2 separate regions of the Mus musculus genome follow, and region 1 is linked to region 2. The links are chromatin loops, found by intact Hi-C in ENCODE. Cell type or tissue: left cerebral cortex. All regions are shown on one strand.

Evidence for each region. A loop is a pair of places that touch in the nucleus more often than their neighbours do. Peaks named below come from ENCODE experiments on the same cell type or tissue, not always from the same donor. Only the 100,000 strongest peaks of a DNase experiment are listed, where the experiment ranks them.
Region 1: a loop joins it to region 2, with 11 times the contacts of the local background. A loop is called at or near these places in 3 of 42 quality-filtered maps.

The regions. Positions count from the first base shown.
Region 1 is chrX:74,266,122-74,274,121 of GRCm38, reverse strand. It overlaps Rpl10 (ribosomal protein L10), which reads right to left and starts at 3,306. Exons shown (of 7, transcript NM_052835.3): 1 at 3,248-3,306; 2 at 3,098-3,143; 3 at 2,404-2,462; 4 at 2,215-2,322; 5 at 1,805-1,943; 6 at 1,288-1,450; 7 at 987-1,207. The coding sequence starts at 3,120. The coding sequence ends at 1,055. Dnase1l1 (deoxyribonuclease 1-like 1) reads left to right here. Exons shown (of 8, transcript NM_027109.3): 6 at 1-16; 7 at 96-344; 8 at 431-905. The coding sequence ends at 553. It overlaps Snora70 (small nucleolar RNA, H/ACA box 70), which reads right to left and starts at 1,630; the gene lies at 1,502-1,630. Mir7091 (microRNA 7091) reads left to right here and starts at 17; the gene lies at 17-95. In left cerebral cortex, a CTCF peak has its summit at 3,338; DNase peaks (open chromatin) are centred at 2,845, 3,436 and 3,773; H3K4me3 peaks cover 2,411 bases; H3K27ac peaks cover 2,132 bases.
Region 2 is chrX:73,960,657-73,968,656 of GRCm38, reverse strand. It overlaps Hcfc1 (host cell factor C1), which reads left to right and starts at 2,300. Exons shown (of 26, transcript NM_008224.4): 1 at 2,300-2,846. The coding sequence starts at 2,654. In left cerebral cortex, no CTCF peak of the experiment used is centred here; DNase peaks (open chromatin) are centred at 2,223, 3,127, 3,923, 4,210 and 4 more places; H3K4me3 peaks cover 3,752 bases; H3K27ac peaks cover 3,206 bases.

The sequences.
Region 1 (8,000 bases), 310 kb before region 2:
GCGCTGGCAGAATGAGGTAGGGGTGATAGATTCCATGGCAGAGGGGATGGTGCAAATGCCTTTTAGCAAGACGCAGTGGCTTCTGTCGTCTCTAGAATGTGATTCTGCTTGGAGACTTCAATGCAGACTGTGCATCGCTGACAAAAAAACGTCTGAAAAGCCTGCTACTCCGGACTAAGGCAGGCTTCCACTGGGTGATTCCTGATGGGGAGGATACTACAGTGCGGGCCAGTACTAACTGTACCTATGACCGAATTGTGGTGCATGGACAGGGCTGCCAAATGCTGCTGAAGGCTGCAGCTACCTTTGACTTTCCCAAGAGGTTTCAGCTGACTGAGGAAGAGGTAGAGAAGCTGGGTGGGCAAAATGGCTGAGGGCAGAATTGTGGAGGTGAGCCAGATACTGACACTTCATTTTGTTCTCTCCTCAGGCTCTCCGCATCAGTGACCATTATCCTGTAGAAGTGGAACTGAGCCAGGCCACTCCACTGAGTATCCCACCCCACTACTTAGCCGCTCTACTGCTGTCACTCCTGCCATCTCAGCTGGACTAGATAGCCATTGACTTGACCAGGGCACTGGTAGTCTCAGATGTGAAAGTCAATGACAGCTTTTTTAAATAGCTGCTTGCTATTCTGAGAAAGCTAGGGCTGGGAGTATAACTCAGCAACAAGTGCCTTGGGCTTGAATCCTGTTGGGTAGACAGGACTTCACCTGAGGTAGTTAGGAACAAAGCTCCAGTAGAAATGGGCTCAGATCATACCTAAGATTTCTGCAACTGATACAAATGAGCTCATACTGGAAAAACCTTAGGTCTAAGTAATCTTGCTTCTCCATGCACTATACTACATGGCTCTGCCAGTGTTGTCAGGTTTAAAATATTCAATAAAATCATTTTAACCTTTTGCATGTATGCTTAATTCAATAAGCTGTCCCAATTGACCAAATTTAAAACCTCATGGTATTTAAGAATCAGAAACAAAAACATAAGCGAACTTGATGCGAGATTTTATTATTGAACGATTTGGTAGGGTATAGGAGAACTATTGAAGCCTTCAGGAATGCAGGGCTCTCCACTTGTCCAGAGGACCACGATTGGGGATATATTTGACACCACAGCCATCAGGAATGAGCCGCTTCTCAGCAACCATGTCTTCAAATTCATCTGCATTAAACTTGGTGAAGCCCCACTTCTTTGAGATGTGGATCTAGAAGGAAATAGAAAATAACAAACTCAGCAAGGAGGACCAGAGCAAGAAAACAGAAGAACTTAAATACCACTACCTACCTTCTGGCGGCCAGGGAACTTGAACTTGGCTCTTCGCAGAGCCTCAATCACATGTTCCTTGTTCTGCAACTTGGTTCGGATGGACATGATGACCTGGCCAATGTGAACCCTGGCCACTGTGCCCTGGGGCTTCCCAAAGGCACCACGCATCCCTGTCTGGAGCCTAGATCAGGGACAACATTGTGATCAGAGGCCTGATTACCAACTGCCAGAAAATTGTCTCCAAGGTCCCTTGAGGCAGCCCATATAGATAATAGGCTACATACACTACCAAGGAGGCTGCTGTTTGCAACCATTGCACACCAAAGTCCCCATGGGAAAAGGGGACTTGGTCGGCTTAATTAGCTGCACAAAAAATCAAAGAAATCCCTAAAAATACTGCTGGACAGTGGTGGTTTTTAATCACTTGGGAGGCAGAGGCAGGCAGATCTCAGATATGCCTGGTGTACATTAAGTTCCCGGACAGCCAGGGATACAGAGAAACCCTGTCTCAAAACCAAATAAAACACCAGCTTACCTGTCAGCCCCAGCACAGGACAACATCTTGTTGATACGGATGACATGGAAAGGGTGGAGCCTCACTCGGATATGAAAGCCATCCTTGCCACAACTCTTTACCATGTATTTGTTGGCACAAATACGGGCAGCCTCCAGTGCTGAATGGGGAAATAACAGCAGTGAAACAGGGTGTCAGGACATTGAATAAATTATAATATATAATCCACAAGTACACAAGAAATGCCAATTAACACACCGGGCATGGTGGTCCATGCCTTTAATCCCAGCACTTGGGAGGTGGATTTCTGAGTTTGAGGCCAGCCTGGTCTACAAAGTGAGTTCCAGGACAGCCAAGGCTACAGAGAAACCGTCTCGAAAAACCAAAAAAAAAAAAAAAAAGAGCCAATTAACAAATGGGAGCTGTCTCACCTTCAGAAGAGAGTTGCTCATATTCATCTGACACCATATGGCCACAAAGTGGGAATTCATCAACTTTTGCTTTCTTCCGTCCCAAATCAAAGATTCGGATCTTAGCATCTGAAAAACACGTGGTTTAAAGTTCTCGAGAAGTGGGGAATAGACAAACACCGATCCAGTTCGAAGTTTGTCACTACTTACCAGGGACACCACGGCAGAAACGAGACTTTGGGTATGGCTTGTTCTTACAATACCGGTAACTATAGAAGGAAGGAAACTCAGGTGTGATTAATGGTGACAACAGGACTAAACCAGCTCTGAATCCAGTTTCCATTCAGGGTAACTGATTCTAAGGCAACTTGTTGTTAAACAATTACACAAATTATAAAACAGAAAAAGAATCATGCACTAGCATCACCCTCTAACCAGAGTTGGGTGAGATATCACAATTTTCCTAGCATGTGACAGAAGACCCGCCTTAGCCACGTTAAGAGAATATGGCGTCCTCTTCAGGACACGCGTTTAGGCGGCGCCTACGGACTGGTCAGCCCTTGGTGTCCTGTTAAAAACCACAAAGCTCAAGGCCGGAAATAAAAGACGGACGCAAAAGTGACCAAGAAGGCCTGGTAGGCGTTGTAAAAAGGCTCATTTGCGACGCAGAGGATTGGATGCACACGGACATGCTAGTTCTACCCAAGCGCTTTAGTATTGGGTAACGCCACCCACAGCCTCAAAATAAAGGTCCCAGTAAAGTATTAAAGAAAACCCGAAGTCAGTCTTTACTTCAGGGTCTCTAAGTGGCAGAGAGTCCACCCATAAAAAAAAAGTCTTTCGAAAGAAATGCATTTTTCCCTCAGTTTTCACAGTAGGAAGATTGCATGGGTTCAGCACTCACCACCGGGCGGGGCGGCGGCCCATGATGACAATAGGATCGTCGGTGGCTGTAATGAAACAGTCAAAGAATACAGACACAGAATAAGTGTAAAAAAAATCCCAAAGAAAAATTACGAGACCATCGTAAAAAACCGTGACCGAACTCACTCACCGCGCCAGAGGAAAAGAGACGCTCCCACGCCTGCTCACGCCTTATATAGGCGGCCTATCTTCCACTGTAACAACCATAGAGTTACAGCCAGGGGGTGGTGTCGACGCTCTATCAGACGCTAAGATCATAGATGCAGCGCTGCTCTGCGCATGTGTACCAGGCGGGACCGAACGAAGCACAGAGCTTATTGGTGACTGGATACCGGAATAGGGAACTGCATGCTGGCGAATGGGATTTCGACACATAGGCAAGAGAAACCAGCTTCCGCCTGGCCATATTGGGCGGAGAGCCATTGACAGGTTTTGCTATTACGTATGATTGCCAATATTCTAAGACTTGAAAAGGGGAGTCTTTCTCAGTGGAACTGGACCGTCACGGAGGTGTTCCTTTGCTTACAGGGCTCTAGAGTGCTGGTTCAGGCCTTCCTCAAGGCTACAGGAAATGGCGCGAACGTTCCATGGTAGGGACTCCGAAGTTCCTTTGTCACCCGGGAGGTTGGAGACCCACCCACAAAGCTGACGTCTAAGAGCCAACAAAGAGCACCATGATAGGTGCTTGATTGCTTTCAGGAGACCAATTAAAATCTCCCTTAGAGGAAAAAAATCTCCGTTAGGCGCTCACTGTCCTCCTCGCTAGTTGGGCCCGCCCCACTCTAATTCTCAGGAAAAGACGTGTTCTTAGGGAGACTGGAGACTGGGCAAAGACGATGGCGATATCATTACTTCCTACTAGCCCCAGGAGGGTCGCGGTGCTGTGGGCCACGCCCTAGTAGGAGAGTCGGAGTTCCTTTGCCCCAGATTCCGAGAGAAAAACTAGGTGTAGCACACCTCTTCTTTTCACTATGAAGAATTCAAAATGTACATCTGGGTGTGTCTAGAAGGATTGGCAGCTAACCACTAACTACTCTCCCATATAAGGTTACAATCTAGGGAGGCACCAGAACGGGAACACTGTTCTGATCTAGGAGCACGTGTCTGAGCATCATCAGTCACTCAGACTCTATGAATTTGTGCCTCTTGTGTCACTTAGGGAGACATGATAGGAACAAAAGTATAGGGACCAAGGGCCTTCCCTCCCAACATCCCATGGTGCCGCTCCCTGGTTACATGTGCCCAGCTTGTTCCAGCACATTTAAGATTCCCAGCCACAAACCAGAGCTACTAGATTGCTTCTGCCAAATAGCTTCCCTGTGACACTTATCCAGTTCCTGGAGGCTTCACAAATTGATATCTATCCTCTGAAAACAGTTCTGTCCTGCCAGTCCTCTCCACCTGATTGGTATTTGTGCAGTTGTGGAGGTGGCTGTTTCTTTAGCTGGAGAGAGATAAATGAGAATAGTCTATATATTTTGACCACCTTTTCTTATCTTTCTTTTTGGTTTTTCAAGACAGGGTTTCTCCATTTTGCAAATGTACCACATTTTTCTTCATTTTGTTTGTTTGTTTGTTGAGAAAGGGTTTCTCTGTGTAGTCTTGACTGTCCTGGAACTCTGTAGACCAGGCTGGCCTGGAACTCAGAAATCCGACTGCCTCTGCCTCCCAAGTGCTGGGATTAAAGGTGTGTGCCACCACGCCCGGCTTTGACCACCTTTTCAATTAAACATTTATTTCTTCAGACAGGATCTGAGTGTGTCAGCCCCGGTGACCTGAAACTCACTTATGTAGATCAGGATGGCCTTCAGCAAACAGAGATCCACATACCTATGTGTGCAGATCTAAGACCTGTGCCACCACAGCCAGCCATGCATTTATATTCGTATGAGTGTTTTGCATGCAAGCATGCAAGTGTACAGCATACATTTCTGAAGCTGGCAGAAGCCAGAAGAGGGTGTCAGATCCCCTAGAACCGGAGTTACTGACAGTTGTGAGCCTCCCTGTGGGTACTAGGAATCAATCTCAGATCCTCTGCAAGAACTAGTTCTCTTACAGCTAACCCATCTCTTCAGCCCTTACATGTATTTACTTTATGTGTATAAATGTTTGAAACTGCATGGCCCTGCTTTGTAAGTCTTGATCCCCAGGAGCACAGTCTCCCAGGCCTTCCCTGTATGAGGATGTTTGTACTACATGAGATATGCTTTCAGCCAGTGTACAGGGCAGAGTGTCCTTCAGCTCTTTGAGATACAGCCAGGCTCAGTACACACACACACACACACACACACACACACACACACACACACACTCAGTGTTGTTTTGTCTTCCAGAGCTACTTTTCCCATACTTTGATTAGAAGGTAGAGAATAAGGTGATAGCAAGTACCCAGGCTTCTCCTGTCTGGGATGGTCTCAGAGAACCAGGGTCAGGGGTTTGGATTGCCCTCTCACATTTTGCTTGGTGCCTTTGCCGTGGGATTCCTTCATGGGCCTCTCTGTAAATAGGCATGGTCTTGACCTATTTACAGGTGCTAGCTGGCACTGGGTTCATGTACCCATCCTGGCTTATCAGTTGTTCCCTCTTACTCTAATTTCCCCATCTGGGTCCCCAGTAGAGATGGAGCCACATAGAACATAATGGCCAGGCTCTCAGAGAACAGGGTCTTCAGAAACTGTTCCCAAGCCGGGTGTGGTGGCGCACGCCTTTAATCCCAGCACTCGGGAGGCAGAGGCAGGCGGATTTCTGAGTTCGAGGCCAGCCTGGTCTACAAAGTGAGCTCCAGGACAGCCAGGGCTATACAGAGAAACCCTGTCTCAAAAAACCAAAAAAAAAAAGAAACTGTTCCCAATATGTCCCTAGGCACAGGTAGGACCCTAAGGATCCTGGTGAGATATAAATGCTGTGACCCCACTGCTTCAGGGAGCTCTGCTGAAGGCATTGTCCCCCTTTCCTTATGGGAGTGGGTGGGGTTTTGAGCAGAGTGCTGGGCTGTCAGGCTGACTAAGGGAGGAGAAATGGTCAGCTGGGCCTGCCCCCTTGTAGTGAGAATTTTCATTTCTTTAAAACCCCAGTTATGTTATGCAAATATGGTTTGGTTTTGTTTTTATTGGATATTTTATTTATTTACACTTCAAATGTTATCCCCTTTGCGGATATCAACCGATATGGTTTTGCTTTAATCCCAGGTATAGGATAGGGGGCTGCTTAGAATTGCCCACAGCTACTAACTAGAATTGTCTTGTGCTCTAGGAGGGGCATGATTTTTGAAGATAGTATATATAGTATATGCTTGGGACTCTGAAGACTCTTGAGAGGGTATAAGTGCAAGAGCCCCAAGCAGGTTGTGGTGGCTGCCGCGCTCCCCGTGCTGCTGCTGCTGCTGCTGCTGCTGCTGCTGCTGCTGCTGCTGCTGCTGCTGCTTTTTCTATTGCTATGGCTATCTATGGCTATGGCTGCTGCTATGGATTGCTGGATTGCTGGTTGGAGATACCCTAATGAGACAGCTTCCCCTTCTACATAGCTAGCATTGGCTTGCCCCAAGGAGCCTGACACTCATAATCAGCAGGAAGTAGTCTGAAGATGTCTATGCCCTCTTTCCCCTCTAACTCTCTTTCTCTCCCATCTAGTACTGGGGGGCTGGAAGGGTGGTAAATATAAAAACCTAATAAAGTAGCCCAAAGAAATACACCTCAACCCCTGCTTTGCCCTGCCCTGAGTCCGGCCTGAACTTGCAGTCTCTGGGCCCTGCTTCCAGCTGGAGTTAACAAACCCATTTCCCTTCTTGGTCTCACTGGGTGGGAGGACAGGCTATGGAGGGCATTTAGCCACGTGACCTTGACTTCTGTGACCTAGGCTTCTGGTGCCTGTTGGCCAACAGAGCCAGGGCATAGCATCATTTGTGGTTGCACATTTCCACCCCACTGCAGATTCTAGGCCATGTGGCCTGGCTGGGCAGTCAGCTGAGGAGGTCACAAAGATGCACCTGGCCTGCTTCTTCCTGGTAGCCTCCAAAAACTCCTGTATTTCCTGTATGGCTGGGTCTTTTCCAGAATGGAATAAGTGGGGCTAGAGAGATGGCTCAGTGTTTGAGAGCACTTGCTTCTCTTCCACAAGACCCAGAATTGATTGATACCCAGCATCCATATTATGGTGGCTCACAACCCAGACCCAGGAGAGCCAATGCCCCATTCAGGCTTCTGTAGGCACCAGGCATGGATGTGGTGCACAGACATATGCAGGCAGATACTTATACACATAAAATAGCTCATTCTTTTTAAAGGACCCATTTGGGATGGTAGGCATACTTGTGGGTGTCATATGCCTGGCTCCTGACCAGTGTGGGGCACCCATCTCTTTTCCTTTTGCCTCCCTGGCCATATATCTTCCAGTTCACTGCCTGGAGCCTCTGACCAGGTATACTCAGAAGCCTGTCCCATCCGCAGTCAGACGTCTTCTGCTCACCACCACCCCTACAGCCCAGGTGTCTTAGCACCCTGTATAGGATTTAGAGGCAAGGAGACAGGGACCCCTGCTTAACCCAACTCAGCCTTGGACAGTGACTCCCCTGAGTAACTTTGCCAGGCATTGGCTTGAGAAGAGGATGTGAAGGGGAGCCTGTGTAGGCAGAACTGGTGCCAGGACTGGGTAAGAGGCTCTGGGTGATTTCAGGGCATGGGTGTCCAGGGTGCAGAATCCTAGCTATGTAGAAGGGGAAGCTGTCTCATTCCTCCTCTGTTAGAGCTGTGCCTCTTTGGACTTGCCTTTGCTACCTTTTGTCCCCTGTGCAGGTGGGCAGCTTCTGAAGGCTCCCAGAGTGTTGGCCCCTCCTCTCTATCCTGGCTGTTGAACAACAATAATACCAATGGACTAAGGGAAGGACT
Region 2 (8,000 bases):
AGCTCAGATCCTTTATTTTACAGGAAAGTGTTTGGATTATAAAAGAGACTGGCCAAGGTCACCAGCTCTTAATGGTGCAACAATATAAACAGGGGCTCATCTCTGGCCTTTACTAAATGAATATTTGCAATTGGATAAACTAAAGCTGAGAATACTAAATAAACTTAATACATGAAAAGAAGATTATTACATATTGTTTACAGTATGATATGGTAATTTGCACATGATATTGATATCAAATTATAAGATCTACAGCAGGTTCAATACAGCAACATTAAAGTTATTCAGGCTGCCAGTAGAGCTTGTAATTTAATTTCTAGATCTGTACAAAGCAGCTACAGGACCTATAGTGATCTGTACATATCCTTTGATGACAAAGTCACAGGTGTTTCTGATACTCCTTGTTCTGCTTCCTACATTTTCAACTATAGGAAATGTCAAAATTCCACTAGTAGTTAAAATAAGGATGGAATAAAGAAAGGTTAGTGTGGAGAAATAATCTGCTTTTAGTGTGTGCTCTGGGACATCAGTTTAGGACCTCTGTGCTACAACCTGCCTATGACAGTGATGACAGTGCTGTGTCTAAATGGCCTCCTTGGAGACTTGGAACGTAGACATGAAGACGATAACGCTCCTTTTTCAAGGTTGTTGTGTGAGCTTACAATATTGGCGCGAAAAAAAACAGCGTTCACCATCCGGGGATTTTTACTTCTCTGCCTTTGCTGGGGAAAATTCAAATCTCAAAAAAGGGCGGACCCATAAAGATGTTGTACGCCTGCGCAAAGGTGGGGCGAGAAGCCCTGGGAAGAAGGCGGGGCGGGTGACGCGAGTGGCGCAGACTGCTCCCGCGCTGGCTTTGCTCCGGTGCCGGTAGCCTCCCAGGGCCGCTGGCTGCGGGTAGCCTGGTGCGCTGCAATTCAGAGCGCGTGGCCGAGTCCTTCGGGAGGCGCGGGCGGATGTGGAGACGCCTCGGGGTGTTGCTGGCGCTCCTGGGAGCGGGCAGCAGCTCCGCCCCTGTGAGCTCATGGCGTCACCTTCCGCTCTGGCCCCGCCTGCAGCTACCCGCTGTAGCTGGGTTCTAAGTGTCGCAGAGTGTTCGGAGCGGGAAAAGAGATGCTTCTCAGCAAAGGGTGCAATCGCAGTATTCTTTGCCACCCTTAACTACCATGTGTCATGCCGCCACTGCTAGTTAAAGGCCATTTCTCTGGTTTGTGTCCCATCAGCGACCTGGGAGACAGTTCCCAGGGGGCGTGGCCAAGCGACTGAACGGAGTTAGATTTTCATCCGGGCATCCCTAGATGCCGCGGCCATCTTTGTTTTGTGCTGAAACTCGCTATTGACGCCCGCAGACGACCGGGCGTGGGGAAGTGGCAAGATGGCGACTCCCAGAGTGGAGGCGTGGAAGAGCCCTGGTGGGGGGGAGTGCAGGGCGGGGCACTACTGCACCTGACCTGAACTCTACTGTCTCTAGCTTACTGCACAGAGCACCAACTCGCCCGCAAATAGACAACGCACTGGTTTTTAAAGAAGCTTTTAATTCTTTATGAGCTTTGGGTCCTTTAAGAGGCTTGAGACCAGAGTCAAAGACGTGCGAAGGCGGGGAGGAGGGGGAAAGGTGACGTCTTCTGACCCCGCCCCCTCGCCCGATAGCCGCCATGTTTAGTTGTTACTTCTTCACACAAGATGGCGGCTCCCAGGGAGGAGGCATGATCGCCCTGCCGTTACCGCTTCTTCTGCCGTACAATTGTCACTTCGGGTCTTAACTCCTGCTCTTTCGAGCGGCTCCTGTGGGAAGGAGTCTTAAGGAGGGAAGCGAGGATTGGACGCTGCCTTGCGTTTGGTTTGCTGTGGAAGAACTGTCCAGGAAGAAGAGGATAGGTGGGGTGGGGGGGGGAAGAGAAGCTAGTCTCAAGATGGCGGCTCCCAGGGCGGCCGCCACAGCCTGAATAGCAGAGGCGGACTCAAGGGAGAGGTGCAAAACCTCTCGAGCCATACGGGTCGGGGCTTCGAGCAGCAACTGAGAGTTGGAGCCCGTTCCGCCAGCCTCTGACACGCCTTTATTACTTAGGAACGTTGGGGTTCTGCGATCGGTGGTTGTACTAAGTGCTGGGTGGGGAAGCAGGACGGTTTCAAGATGGCGGCTTCCACAATTGTGGTCTGACTGTCGGCGAAGTTGAGACAACCGCGGCATTTGTGGCTCTTTTCCACCCGCCCCGGAAGCCAGCCAGTGCTGGGGACGGGGGGTGTGGGAACCGGGCCGGGGCTCCGCCATTTCCGGCGGGGGAGGGCTACGACTGAGGAAGGGAGGAGAGAGAGGCGGCTCAAGATGGCGGCTCCCAGAGCCTCCTGCTCGAGGTTCTAAGCGGGAACACCCAGGCAAATAGTTAGAGCGACGGCGCTCAGTGGCCTCCAGCTTCTCGGGAATAGGTGCTCTGCAGTTCTGAGAAGCTTTTAAGGATACGAGCTGAGTGAGAAGGGGGGGAAGAGCCAAAGGAAGGAGGATAGTTAAGATGGCGGCCTCCATGGAGTCGTCCACCGCTGTGTAAGGAGCCGCTTCTTCGTGAGAGCTGCCTTAGACGAAAGGGGGTGTGTGAAGAATTAAGGGTATCCTCCCATTCAGTGACCTCTTCCCACTGCATCCTTAACCGGAACTATGGCTTCGGCTGTGTCTCCCGCAAACTTGCCAGCGGTGCTTCTGCAGCCCCGCTGGAAACGGGTGGTGGGCTGGTCGGGTCCCGTGCCCCGACCCCGCCACGGCCACCGTGCAGTGGCTATCAAGGAGCTTATAGTGGTGTTTGGCGGCGGCAACGAGGGGATAGTGGACGAACTACACGTGTACAACACTGGTAAGTGCTACCGCCCTGGGTTTCTCAAAGTCTTCCCTCCATCTCTCTCCTAACCCTTCTTTTCCCTATCTTCTCTTTTCCTATCTCACTCCCCTGATGTGTTTTCCTTCTCTCTTTGCACTTATTGCCATCTTTGCTTTCTCCCTGATTTTTCAACCCCCGTTCTTACACCCCCGTACTCTTCTGTGTTTAAAGGTTGCATTTCGGTACTTAGAGAAACCCTCTACTCCGACTGGTGAGGGGGAGGGGATGTCGCGGGCGACAGTGACTTCAGACGTACACCGTTACCCAGTGGGCTGGGGCTGGCGCGGCAGCGGATGTGTTCTCTTGGCGCAGGCGGAATCCTCCCCCCTCCTGCGATAGTCCTCATCTCCAGCGCCCATGCTCGTTCGGGAGAAAAGATAATATTTAGATCACAGATCCGTTCTCTACACCCAGAAAAAAAGAGGGAAGCATTCTTTAAGGTGCAGGCTTTTAACAGACTAATGAGACCCTCGTGGCAAATACGAATGGCATGATGACTATACTGCCCCCCCCTACACACACATGGGGGTATTGTACCAGTTGTGAATTTTTGTAGTTTTTTTTTCCTTCAAATTATTTCTTTTCCTAATCTGGTGCCTTAACAATTGAGTTCCCCCACCCCGCCCCCCATAGCAGACTGGAGGGCTCAGTGTGTCTTTTGTGTGTGTGTGTGTGTGTGTGTGTGTGTGTGTGTGTGTGAGAGAGAGAGAGAGAGAGAGAGAGAGAGAGAGAGAGAGAGAGATTGAAGGGGTTAACTAGTGCCTCCTTCCCCAAACCCAAGCCCTTGCAAATTGGGAGGAGCCTATCTGCAGGTATAGCTGATCTAAAGCCTGGCCTCTGTCCCCTCCCTTATGGGAGCCACATGTTGTTCCTTGCTTGCTTCCCTTGCTCTGTCTTTAGGGCAGAAAGCTTTGAGTCCTTCTCTGGTAGCCTCTTGGCACTTTCTGCACATGTAGTACGGGGGATTGGCCTGAGTCGCCGGTTGACTGCCCAAGAGCCTTCAGGACCTTTTCCTTGCCCTAAGGGAAAAGAAGTGCTGGGGCTTGCCAAAGCTGAAAGTATGTGCCAGTTGTGTCCAGGTGAGAGCCAGCCCCCTTGCCTCTGGTAGACTAGAAGCTTCCCTCTGCTGCAGTAGGTGCAGCCTGCAGTGCTTCCTCCCTTGCCAGCTCCTTAGCCTCTTCCGTGCACCCTCATCCTTTCTGGGCCCCTGCGGTCCCAGGCACCTCCTCTTCATTTGAGGGCAGGACCAAGTGTGAAGCAATTGACCCCACCCTCCATCTCACACACTCCACACTGAGGAGGCAGAAAGTAGGCAGGAGATCGTGGTCTGGGGTAGTTCATGGAACAAGAATTGGAGCCAGACTCTCCTGGCAGCTTCTCAGCACCTCCCCTGCCAGGCTGAGTATACAGGCCTGCCTCTGCACCTCTGAACTATTCCCCCTCCCAAGTTGACTCTGAAAGACTGGTGGGTTCAACCCTCTTGAGTTCCTTGTCTCTCCACACCTGTTGCCTGCAGGGAGCTGGGCTTTTCTCAGGGCCTCTGCAGAAAGGGGGGTGGGAAGGTTGGTGATGCTTATGTCAGCCCAGGCAGCTGTGGTGGCAGAAATTAGCCCAGTAAGGTAAGGCTAAGGGCAGGGGTACAACTTGTGTAGTAGTAGAGCTGTTTTTAGAGATGTCTTCCACAGGAGCAGCAGCAACACCTTCTCCATTTCCTGGACCACCTTTCTTCTACTAAGGCCCGGAGCAGACTTTCTGGCAGGGAAATACAATTTTAGAAAGTAGGGCAGGGGCCTAATTACAGTCAGCTCCAAAGTCCATTGCAGGCCTATGTCTTAGCTTCCTGGGACCTCTACATATTCATTAGTTTACTGAAAACAATTGACCACTTTGGTGTTAATTTGTTACCATTTTGCAGAGGTTGGATGTTAGAAGGTAACCAGGTTTCTAAAAAGTCAAGTTCCCTTACAACAAAGGCCTAGAATCCTCCAAAACAAAGTTTTCAAATTGTTCTGATCAAGTTTTAGGTGGCTTGAGAGAGCAACTAGCAGACCCTGCTATACCCTCTTCTTCACCTTAATAGGTGTACCCCTTGTGTTGATGGTGACAGGGTCTCGTGTATTTGGCAGGCTCAGAGTTCTAACAGTTCTTGTGCTATTCTGGCTGCCCATCCTTCATTACAACTGCCTCTTTTGCTTACCTTCGTTTTGTTTTCAAAGAGGCCTAAGTTCATAATCTGTTCATGCCTCTGCCTATAGCCCTTTGCTTTTGTGGGATCAGTACTTACCCCTTTAAAGAGTATGCTCTTCTAGAAACTCCTCTTTTCCTCTTTGAAAGAGGAAAGAGATTCAGGGTGTGTGTGCACTTGGCTGTATTGGTCAGCTCTTCAGTTTGCAAGGGGTGGAGTATAATTCACCCAGGGGTTACCCAATGGAATTACTGGGTTTGTGTGTGCTAGAGAGTGCATGCATACATGACTTTGCCCCTTTAGAGGCAGTCACCATGGGGGCTGAGAGACCCTTCACTGGCTTTTGGTAGGTCTTGGGGTTGCAACTGCCTGTGAAGGAATTTTATTTCCATGAGGCAATTCAGATTACTCAAGAGGCCTCAAGCTCGAGGATCCATACAGGCTGAGGTGAAATGTGCTGTGTTGAAGCTGGGTGTGTATGGTCCCTCTTCCAGGCTGTTTTTGCCTTGGTGGATATTGGAAGTAACCACCCCCACCCCCCAGGGTTGGGTGTGGATCAGAGCCTTGAGCAAGTTCTGTACCACTGAGCCACATCTCCAATCCCTCCATAGACTGGAGGGGGGGGGCGGTTTACAAAATATCTAATGGGACTTCCTACTTATAAGGAAATTGGAGTCTAAGAGGGGAAGTGACAAGTCCAAACTAGGACACTGCACTGGCTACTAGTAGAAGTGGGCCAGAGTGTGAACCTTAATAGACTTAGAAACACATCCATTTACCTCTGTCCATATACCTAAATTTTATTAATTCAAATGGGTATCACATCTGTTCCCCTGTCTATTTCAGGCCCTCCTTAACAGGCTCACTTCCTTATTGGTTAGTTTTGCTGATTAGGAAATAGCCTACTTACTCTTCAAAGCTCTGTCTTAAATGTTTTCTACTCAGAGAAACCTCCTTCAGTTATGTCCTTTGTCACCCTTGCTCTGCTCCCAAGGGTTGGGCATGGTTCCAGGCTCTTTCAGCTTTTCTTCCTATCAGTGGAGAGGTTCACAGCCTACCTACCAGATGGGAAATAGGAGGTCTGGGCCTTCTTTGTGCCTTCCAGCATGGGGCCTGCCTCATCGGAAATGATTTTGGTATAACCAATCACACTGAAAGGAAAATAATTTCTTGAACTGCACCGTGTTCTTTGCTTCATGGGTGTTATCAGTCTATATGGTGATGGGGAGACAAGCTACAAATGACGTTGGACTGAAGAAAGGGAAGGTAAAAAAGTATCTTGAGCTGGAGCCTGAAGACAGGTGGACTCCTTTCCTCAAATTCCCCTCTTCTGATGAGGGTCAGGCTAGAGGGCCAGGGACATGCCTAGGTATATCAACAATGAGGGACCCAAGGATTGGGTTACATGATACCCCACTGGGTGTTTGAGGGCAAGGGAGAGCAGCTGTTAGATTTACAAGGTAGACAGAGAAATTCACATACTTCCACACTTGTAGGGCGTAAAATGGGGATTTGTAGGTGAGATGAGATGGTATGTTATCTCCATACCAAGAGTTTTACTCCCTAACAGACTCTTGATGGAAGTTGGGAAGGGCTGCTTCTGCCTTACCAGAAGAAGAGACATTCTAGAGCCAGATTAGGTCCTCTTAGGTCTCAATAGGAGAAGCTGCTAATCTGGGAGGCTCAAGAACATCATAGTTAACTTCTGGCCTGGTCGTTTGGGTCAGAGGATCAGCATGATAGGAAAGCTGTGGGCAAGCTAATCCCATTTGCCATTTAACTTTTACTCAAGACTCCCTACCTGTTGCTTTAACACAAGGGTTTTTAGCTGAGTGAGGGACTGCCCATATATGTGACAGATAATGAATCAGTGGATTTTATTCTGAATTCAGGTGAGTTTCCCTTCGTGTGTGTGTGTGTGTGTGTGTGTGTGTGTGTGTGTGTGTGTGTGTGTTTTGAAACAGGGTCTTTTATAACCCAGGCTCACCTTCAACTCCTGATCTTCCTGCTTCCACCTTTCAAGGCCTAGGATTACAGGTAACTGGGGACTGGATTGAGGCTGCCTCAGAGGTTTCCTGTTAGCTTTTCTTTTGTAATTTGGATGAAACTCCTTCCATGGATTATTTACTTGTGCAAAGTTGATTTACCTCAGTATTGGAAGCTCCTACATTTCTTGATTCATGTTTACACTAGGAGTAAGGACATAGGTCAAGAGCCAACGTTTGGATGTGTGGGCACATGCGTGCATGCATGTCCACAAGCAGTACAAGCTGCATCACTCCAGCAGAAAAATGGCAGAGAGGATGGGGACTATAGTATTGTCTTTAGTGACTCAGCTAAACCACTGAGGAGTCTTAAGAGCTAGCTGGTTGTTCCAGGTGCACCTGGGGAGACCCTCCTCCCTAAAGCAAGGCAGGGCACAGTTGTTGCCTATATGGCCTTAGAGTTGAGAAACAGGATTTTACAAATGGTGTCTGAGGAGAGAACTTTGTCCTCGAATGCATCTAAATAAAGGGAGCAGAAAAAGCAAAACAAGCAGTTTCCCTCTTTCTCAGTACATTGGTCTCCAAATCAAACATCTATTTCTTGTAGAGATACACCTTTTCCCCTGCATGGACAATATGGCTGAGAAGCAGATTAACAACTTAGACTGGTCCACAAAAGCCTCCTGTGTCCCCTCCTCCAAAACAACCTGACTTCCCATCTACTTCTTGGAGGGGGGCTGGTCTTGACTTTGAAGCCTTTCCTCACAGTAGCTGCAGCCTCCTTCTCCAGATCCAGGACTTGAAATCCTTCCTACTTCCTTCTCAGATCTCACCTGACTGACATGCAGCAGGTCTGCCTCTGGGCCCTGGTCTTAGATTTTGGGGACGAACAAACGGACTGACTGAGCACTTATCCTTTAAATGTGTGGCATGGTAAAAGGATGTGTTTGCCTATAACAT